2 separate regions of the Homo sapiens genome follow, and region 2 is linked to region 1. Evidence: read pairs that join two places in POLR2A ChIA-PET (ENCODE). Cell type or tissue: OCI-LY7. All regions are shown on one strand. Each heading gives the region's core, and the rest is flanking DNA. Links, peaks and the distances in the headings are about the cores only. Region 1 has its middle 270 kb from the start of CXCR4. Region 2 overlaps DARS1 (aspartyl-tRNA synthetase 1).

Region 1 (7,154 bases), core at 1,883-4,382:
AGCAAATTTTTAAATCTACCTATAACCTGGAAGCATCCCCCCCGACCTTGTCCTGCCTTTCTGGACTGAACCAATGCATATCTTAAATGTATTTGATTGATGTATCATGTCTTCCTTAAATTTGTAAAACCAAGCTGCCCCCTGACCACCTTGGGCACATGTTCTTGGAGTCCCCTGAGGGCTGTGTCATGGGCCATGGTAACTCACATTTGGCTCAGAATAAATACCTTCAAATATTTTACAGGGTTTGACTCTTTTTGTCGACATTATTGTTCTATTAAACAATCTTACAGTATTTTTCCAACTTTTTAAACTATAAAACTTTTATATTCATTATCAATTTGCCCTCACAACAAACCTATAAAGCATACGGACCACATGATGTGCCAATTTTCTTTATGGAGTACCTACCATGTGCCAGGCAAACAGGGACATGACAATATAGAACAAGACAGACGTGTTCCCTGCCTGTATGGAGCCGAAAGTCTTGTAGGAAGTCAGATGTTTAATGGGAGTTCCATATGAAGACAACTTTTGTTTTTTGTATCCATCATTCAACAATCACTTATTAAAAGCCTGCTTCATCGTATATGCTTGCCAGGCACTGAGACCCAAAGATAACAGAGACACAGCCTTACCTATAGAAACTTCCTGTCCCTGCCTATAGGAACTTCCTGCCTAGTCAGGAAGAGACTCCAAACAAGAAAACAGTGCTGGGGCAGGGGAAGCAGGGAGGAGGGGATAGGGCAGGAGCACAGATAATTTCATTGAAAAGGAGCTATTTGAGCTGAATATGAAAATAATTTGTGGGACTTTTGCTTTTAGGAGGAAAAATGTCTTCTGGGCAGAAGAGAGAAATGCATGTTATGCTCAGGTGTGAAGGAAATTTGGGGGTTTGGGCAGCCCTGGAAAGGCTGTGAAAAGAAGGGGTGCTGAAGGTGCGGCCACAGGGGCCAGCTGGTGCAGGGGGTAGAATTCCCATTCTACAGAGGTGAAACATCATCTGGGCAGGTGTCTCACCAAGGCATTCATATAATCAACTTTCACTTTAGAAAAAAGAATCCTGTTTCCAAAGTGGAGTATGGATTTAAGAGGGTGGTCACAGAAGTGAGGCCAGTTAGGAGTTAAAATCTACAATAGGATCATTCAACAAAGTATTTTTGTAAAAATAACTACACAGGGAAGTGAAAGGATTAATAAATCTAGGGTGATAAAACTGTACACTAAGCATACTATTTGTTATTTCATGTAATGTGCCCAGCATCTTTACTAGGAAGGTCTTAGTATTCCCATGTTATAAATTAGAAGACTGGGGCACAAAGAACTCAGGAAAATTTCCCAAGGCCACATGTCTAGTAAGGAACAGCAATCTGAACTCAAAGTCACCCGGCCCATCACCATACATTGCACGGAGTAGACACTCAGTAAGGGTCTGTCATGGCTAGGTGGGCAAGTGTTAGTTGCCAAGTGAGGAGTGAATATTGGGGGTTCTAAGGAGAAAGCTGTTGGAGTGGTTCTCAACCAGTGGGCATTTCACCTTCCAATCCCTGGAAGTGTCATCCAGCCTCCCTGTCTCCTGATGGAGAAACCTGAGGAACAAATACATAAACAGCAGTCTCTGGGAACATCCACCAAAACCTCGTTTACTGAACAAAGGGTAAGGGAAATGGTTGAGAATCAGGCCACGGGGACAGAGCCTGTGGATTCTGGTTGGGTCCTCTCTTTCCACCCACTCTGTCTGCTCAGCAGGACCATACATCACTTTTCCCCCAGACTGTTAATTAGAGAGACACCCGCCACCCCAACACAACACGGTAATTATGAAAACAGAGTGCTGTGCACAACATAACATGGAAATGAAGTGACATGCATCCAATTAATTAAACTTTCACAGCTCCAATCAGTCTTAATTAGAGAAGCTATCCTTTTCACTCTTCTCTTGATCAATACATGAGCTTTGCAATGCATATACATATTTTTAATCAATTAGCAAACAGAAAAAAAGAATGAGAGTCTATTGCTGAGGGTTCCATTAATTCTTCCACAAGCCATACCTGTGTGCACCGTCCATTTTTATTTTCAGAATTTACAAGGAACGCTGGATTTGAGACCCTGCAGCTTGTTTCCAAGTTTAAAAGAAAAAAAAAGAGAGCTGGGAAATGGCAGCCCCATTGTTTCCTCTTATTATTCTTGTTTATAGACCTAGATAATGCTTTGCACACTCCAGAAATTAAGAAAAGCTCATAGAACAGTGTCAGCCCAAAAGTTGTGTTTCTTCACATCATCAGTATACCACCTGTATACCTTTGACCAAAGAACAGCTCTTCCTGTCTGGGAAGGGCATCCTTCTTGACAGAGCATTCAGCTTTTGGAGGGCTGTCCACAGCTCAATGAAGACCAGATGAAGGAGACGCTAGCCCTTCGGATCAGCCAGCAATTGATGGGGTCACACATACAGCAGGCCAGATCAGCCTCATATAAGATATCGTCAGCACCACCCATCTGATGCTTCAAATAGGCTGCAGTGTGCTGTGTTCCTGGTCTATCTCCAGGTGAATTTTTAAATCTCAGCATCAGGCAAGTGAGAAAGTCGTAAGAATGGAATAAACAACACTTTAGTAACCAGGGGAGTCAAAAAGAACAGAAGAAATGAGGTGCAGAATGGGTTGGGCAGCTCAGGAAGCTGAAGCACAGACTGAGACATACAAATAAGGGTATTTTATGTTATAACCACTGTCTGCACATTAAAAGCACTAATCTGGGTAGTAATGAAAGCAAAACAAACCCCGTAGATAACCCCTGCACAAGATGCAAATAAGGAACTAAAGAGCACAGGCTGGCAAAGGTTGAAACCCCCACCTTTGACAGACATAGCTAATGGATCACAGCACCCTTTCCCACCAATTCGACATGACTTGGGACATTATATCAGTTAGTTTGACTTCAGCTGCACACAACAGAAACCTCGACTCAAATTGGGTTAAACAACATGGAAATGCACTGTCTCGCGTAACAGGAATTTAGGAAGGTCAGAAGAAGAGCGAACTTTAGGGTTAGTTGATTTGGGGGCTAAATTAAGTCATCAAGGACCTGGTTTCTCTCCATCTGTCTCTTGTTTCATCCTCAAAATTGGCTTCATCTTTAACCTGATTGAAAGATGGCTACAGCAGAAATCATATCCAGGAAGACAAGGTCCAGAGAGATAATCTTTCTCTACCTGTAGGAGAAAACTGAACTTTCCCAGAAACCACCAGCAGGCTTCTCCTGACATCTCAGTGTTCAAAGTCAGGTTGTTGCCCTTTCCTCAGTTAGCCACTGGCCCAGGGAAGGAGATGATAGACTCATCCATCTGGGCTGGAATGGATGTGAGGAATAACCATAGTGTGTCCCCTATAAAAACCTAATTCTTTATAACATTGTGGCACCCACTACCAACTACTGATCAAATTGGAACCAGAGAGAAAATGTTCTTGGCCTTCCTTGGACTGGAGAAAGAATCAACAGTGGGGACACTAGTAAGCATGGCTTAGTAAGGATGAGGGAGTGACAGAGGAAAAGGGGATATCATTTTGATTGGAGAAGGATTTGAGAATGAGTTCTTGGGGTTGAGGAAAAGCCTAGTGCCCCTTATCCCCAGAGATCTGGCATAGCCTACCTAAACTTATAAAGCAAAAGTCTTCAGTGGATGTGATACACGTACAGGGAGCTATTGTTCCATATCATGGAAGAGAAATTAGGTTACTGTGTACACTTCAGGAAAGGAGTCTAAATCAGTTGTCATCTTAAAAAGAAAGGTGAAATAGGAATCATAGATCCAGAATCCAAGATCTCAGAGAAAAACACAAGCATCATTCATGAAAAAGACATCCCAGGGTTGTGGTACCTAAAGGAGAAACATGTGCCAATCTCCTTCTGGCAAAGACCATCATTTTTCTTAGAGGCAATCTTAAAGACCCTTCTCTCTTGGTTTAAGGTAGGAAGGAAGAACCCAATAACCCCCACTCCAAAAGAAATTCTTACTCTCCCATCTCTCTCCAACTCTTCCCTTCTCTCACTTATCACCTGGAGGTGGTGATGGGCTAGATTCCATGGGGATGTTCTTTTAGCAGGTCCTGCATGTAGAGAGTTTGGTGCCTCTGTTTAGAATGTGAGGATATCTGTCGCTGCCACCTATTGTTTTCAACTTTGCAGCTTCCAGTGATGGCTGTGGGGCAGGGTGGGGGGGGGGGGGGGGCGCATATTCAACATTCTAATTCAATCATCATCAAAGACTAAAGGAAAGGAGAGAGAAGAGAGGTGAGGTTAGGTGAACATAGTATAAATGAGTTAAATCCTCATTTTTCATAGTGGGAGTTAAAAATATTATCTAACATTCATAAACCAAGAAATAGAATAGAACATATTATAAAGAGATAACCACCAAAAGAATTAAATCATAAACAGATCAAAGCAGGGGCTAGGGAGGGGTATTGACAAGGCAAGAGACTGCAGCTTCCCATCACAAGCTCTTCTGGACTACCTCCATTACTTTAATAAACACGTAAAATATCTGAGAAGATAAATATCTGTTCACTCTTGTATTCCCACTGTCTGACATGTAGTAGGTGCTCAATATTTATTTATTCATTCATTCTTTCTGAGAATGAGTCTCGCTCTGTCACCAGGCTAGAGTGAAGTGGTGCAATCTCAGCTCACTGCAACCTCCGCCTCCAGGTTCAAGCGATTCTCCTGCCTCAGCCTCCCAAGTAGCTGGGATTACAGGTGCCTGCCACCATCAATACTTTTTTGTTTTGTTTTGTTTTGTTTTGAGACAGAGTTTTGCTCTTGTTGCCCAGGCTGGAGTGCAATGGCGCGATCTCGGCTCACCGAAACCTCCACCTCCCAGGTTCAAGCGATTCTCCTGCCTCAGCCTTCCCAAGTAGCTGGGATTATAGGCATGCACCACCAAGCCCGTTTAATTTTGTATTTTTAGTAGAGATGAGGTTTCTCTGTGTGGGTCAGGCTGGTCTCGAACTCCCAACCTCAGGTCATCTGCCCACCTCGGCCTCCCAAAGTGCTGGGATTATAGGCGTGAGCCACCGCTCCCAGCATCAATACTTATTTGTTAAATGAACCAATGATATGTTCCAAATAAGAGCAATGGTTTGGCAAGTGCCCAGCTATGTAGGTGACAAATCTGTGCTTCACCCCTTAGAGCTGAACCCCCGGGCTTTCTTAGATGAGTTGGTGTCAGATCACCTGTACATTCAGCCCTGGTCTCTCTTTCTGGACCTAGTCTCTTACAAACCTAGAGGAGCAATTTTGAATGCTCTGTCGACTTGAAATTTTGACATCAGAAAAACAACTTTGCTTGCTGATCAAGTCACACAATTTTACAGTTCTCCATCAAATAAGTCCCATGACTTACTCTGGGTGTAGACCAGATACCCAGCTGAATGGCAGCATTCAGAACTCTCAACATGAGTAATCTACACACGGGGAGATCTTTATGGGAGAGTCAAAGGTAGCTGTGTCATTTGGAGCAGTCTAGCAACTTTACCTAGTGGCCTAATGCCTAGACATAATCAAGTATCTAGGACAAGTTATGCATATGCCAACTTGGTCAATGTAACCTGCCCAAGTCCCCCACCCATTCATGGACATTGACTAAGAAATGGGCATTGACCAAGGAACATTTTCAATAAGTTATTTTCCTGAGGATTTATGGGGAAAATTCTCGATGGTGACAGAATGTTCCTCAAAAGAGCAATCGAGGCCGGGTGTAGTGGCTCACACCTGTAATCCCAGCACTTTGGGAGGCCAAGGCAGGAGAATCACTTGAGCAATGGGAAAACTCCCTTGAGGATCAGTATGCTCCTGACAGGTCATGTTCTTAAGTTTCCCATTGATGGTTTCAGGAGATCTTTAAGTTATAAACAAGTATGCTAACATGTTGATTTGCAGTATCTATTGGGCAGGAGCTATCTGAGCATTAAAATATAAAAAATCAGGCTGGGCCAAATGCAGTAGCTCACACCTGTAATCCCAGCACTTTGGGAGGCCAAGGTGGTCAGATCACTTGAGGCCAGGAGTTCCAGACCAGATTGGCCAACATGGCAAAACCCCAACTCTACCAAAAATACAAAAAGTAGCCAGATGTAGTGCCACACGCCTGTAGTCACAGCTACTCGGGAGGCTGAGGCATGAGAATGGCTTGAACCCGGGAGGTGGAGGTTGCAGTGAGCCGAGATTGCGCCACTGCACTCCAGCCTGGGCAACATAGTGAGAATCTGTCAGAAAGAAAGAAAGGGACAAAGATTGAATTGGTTACAAAAGTTGTTTGCGATGATGTGATGACTACTGACATTGGGTTTGCATGTTTTAGTTAAAAGTGTGTACTATGCAATTTACTTAAATGTTCAAAATACGTGGATTGGATTAGTTGCAAAAAAAAAAAAAGTGAAAAATGTTGGTCTGATTGATTCCCTCTAGGGTGTCCTCCAAACACGAGGTCACCATCTGTCCATGAGATTCACTCCTGCTTCACTGCCCCAAATGAGTCACTAGCCCTGAGAAAAATAGGCCTATTGGCAGAGCTTTACAGGCTATCTATGAAGAAAAATACACTGTACGCTCTGCTTCAAGTAAGGTGGTGCCAGATTCTGCATCCTTTGGGGCCCAGGAACTGCCTGAGCATGTTTTTGCTGCAGAGAGACTCCACCATAAAAAATACTTCTATTCCTTCTTCCCTGTCCTTCTCCCCAGCTCACTCAAAGTTGCACAAAGGATATAGGGGTGGTGGTAGCAGACCTTATGTGAGGGTAATGCACTATTGGCCACTATACATTCTTTGCCATAACCAAAGAATGATTTTGAGGGAATCACTAGGTGAAAAAGAATATAGTAGCTAAAGCACATGCATGCAGCAAAACCCTCCCACCACAGGCTCAACCTATGATCCATCCAGTATTCATTGCTTTAAACTTCTGCTGCAGTAATCACAGGCCTGCTCCTGTTATTTGCAAAATGGGGGGTGCCAGAGACTCCATTTTCTAACCTGGTATTTTGCATCATGGCATAGACAAATGATCAGGCCAAAAGGATCCTATAGGTAAGCAAGGATGTCCAGGCAAAGGCTAGGAAAGTCCGTCCTGCTGAATTTCCAGTGGAGCCAT
Region 2 (2,500 bases), core at 1-2,500, 450 kb after region 1:
ATGAATGAAATGAAGCAAGAAGAGAAGTTTAGAGAAAAAAGAGTAAAAAGAAACGAACAAAGCCTCCAAGAAACATGGGACTATGTGAAAAGACCAAATCTACGTCTGATTGGTGTACCTGAAAGTGACAGGGAGAATGGAACCAAGTTGGAAAACACTCTTCAGGATATTATCCAGGAGAATTTCCCCAACCTAGCAAGGCAGGCCAACATTCAAATTCAGGAAATACAGAGAACGCCACAAAGATACTCGAGAAGAGCAACTCCAAGACACACAATTGTCAGATTCACCAAAGTTGAAATGAAGGAAAAAATGTTAAGGGCAGCCAGAGAGAAAGCTCGGGTTACCCGCAAAGGGAAGCCCATCAGACTAACAGCTGATATCTCGGCAGAAACTTTACAAGCCAGAAGAGAGTGGGGGCCAATATTCATCATTCTTAAAGAAAAGAAATTTCAACCCAGAGTTTCATATCCAGCCAAACTAAGCTTCATAAGTGAAGGAGAAATAAAATCCTTTACAGACAAGCAAATGCTGAGAGATTTTGTCACCACCAGGCCTGCCTTATAAGAGCTCCTGAAGGAGGCACTAAACATGGAAAGGAACAACCAGTACCAGCCACTGCAAAAACATGCCAAATTGTAAAGACCGTCGATGCTAGGAAGAAACTGCATCAACTAACGATGATGTACTTTTAAAGAATGATTAATTAACTAATTCTTAGTCTTATAATAATTACTTTTCTGATATTTTTTACAACATAGAGAAGTCAAAATAAATAGTACCTTATTGGTCTTATATTCCAACAGTAGCTTCCTTTTTTTTTAAAGAAGACTTATCTCTGATCTGTTTTTTTCTCAGGATTAAAAACTGAAAGAGCTCATTATCATTGACTTAAAATACCATAAGTGTCACTTGAGGTCAGGAGTTCAAAACCAGCCTGATCAACATGGCGAAACCTTGTTTCTACTAAAAATACAAAAATTAGCCAGGCGTGGTGGCAGGTGCATGCAATCCCAGCTACTCAGGAGGCTGAGGCAAGAGAATTGCTTGAACCCAGGAGACAGAGGTTGCAGTGAGCCAAGATCGCACCACTGCACTCCAACCTGCGTGACTAAGTGAGACCCCATCTCAACAACAAAAAAAAACCATAAGTGAATTCACACATATTTAGTACTATTGAAATAACCCTGCCAGTTTGAACCTACAGTGCTCAGATTTAGGTCTAGATTGTATCTACAATATACATCACTAAATTTCTCTTAAGGAGTAGTCTTTAAGACAGCATGGCCTCTTCCCGCCCTGATCCGTGTGCACATGCATGACCATATGTAAGAGTCAGGCAGACCAACAGGCAGACAGATTCAGAGATAGGCCTATATGTACTTACTGATTTAAGAGTAACATTGTATTTAGCTGGAATCTGTTTTCTTGGAACTCTTCAAGACTTACAAAACCTTGTAATTTTTACTGACCTAATTTGACAAATGACTTTGTTGTCTTTGTGTAAGTCTCATCTTGAAACAACCCCACCAGGAAGTTTGTAACCTAGTAAAGACAAACTGACCAAAGAGTAAGAATAAAGATAAATGAATAAACCCATTTATGTTGACCAAGAAAGATAACTCCCACATCTTCCAAGTAACACATCTTTTTCAGTACTTGAATAAAGAAAATTTGGCCAGATGTGGTGGCTCACACCTGCAATCCCAGTGCTTTGGGAGGCCAGGGTGGGAGGATCACTTGACCCCAGGAGTTGGAGGTTACAGTGAGCTGTGATCACACCACTGCGCTCTAGCCTGGGTGACAGAGCAAGACCCTGTCTCAAAACTAAAAAAAAAAAGTGTATGTGTGTGTATATATATATTTCTGTTTTTTTACTAGAAGCAAATGTAGTTTTAAGATATTCTTATTGTCTAGATGTGTGCAATGCAACATTAATAAATATTAGTAATAAATTTTAAGCCAGAAGAGCTTACAGAATTTGCCATAATAAAAATAAAGTATTTCACAAAGCATGAAGTATTACCTACTAAGTAGAATCTTATATAAGTAGTGACTTTGCTTTATCACTTATTTATTTATTCAGCCAGCAGTTACTGTTGATAGGTGCTTTGTGCCAAGCACTATGTGAAGACTCTGGGGTCAGAGTACTCATGGTCTAGTAAAGAGGATGATGAATTCCCACTAGTTATAAAAGTAGAAGTAGCAGCTCTTCAGCTCTCCAGTTTGGATTGGAGATGAAGTTTCTGTTAACTTGTCAAAGGGAATCCTAGAATTTGGGTTTAGGGAGTGGTGACAAATAGTTCTATTTTATAATAAGGAATACTAGAGTATCCTACACTATTTCTTGGAGTATCTAAGCTGAATGCCAATATTGATCTGCCAACTAGAAGAGTATAATTCCCTTTCCTGAAGTAACTAAATAAGGTATTTTTCCCGTTTGTGCTTTAGCAGGTTTTCCAGACATAGTTTGGGTTAACTAATATGATAAAATGGTTTT

Evidence for each region. Peaks named below come from ENCODE experiments on the same cell type or tissue, not always from the same donor. Only the 100,000 strongest peaks of a DNase experiment are listed, where the experiment ranks them.
Region 2: POLR2A ChIA-PET joins it to region 1 with 11 read pairs; 4 of 35 experiments call an interaction of 5 or more read pairs at or near these places.

The regions. Positions count from the first base shown.
Region 1 is chr2:136,385,656-136,392,809 of GRCh38, reverse strand. It overlaps the pseudogene RN7SKP141. Among named protein-coding and RNA genes, the nearest start is that of CXCR4, 270 kb to the right of the region's middle. In OCI-LY7, for the core only: no CTCF peak of the experiment used is centred there; a DNase peak (open chromatin) is centred at 2,829; H3K4me3 peaks cover 1,409 bases; H3K27ac peaks cover 2,008 bases.
Region 2 is chr2:135,935,737-135,938,236 of GRCh38, reverse strand. The region is part of intron 5 of DARS1 (aspartyl-tRNA synthetase 1); the gene reads left to right. Among named protein-coding and RNA genes, the nearest start is that of DARS1-AS1, 48 kb to the left of the region's middle. In OCI-LY7, for the core only: no CTCF peak of the experiment used is centred there; a DNase peak (open chromatin) is centred at 946; H3K27ac peaks cover 1,312 bases.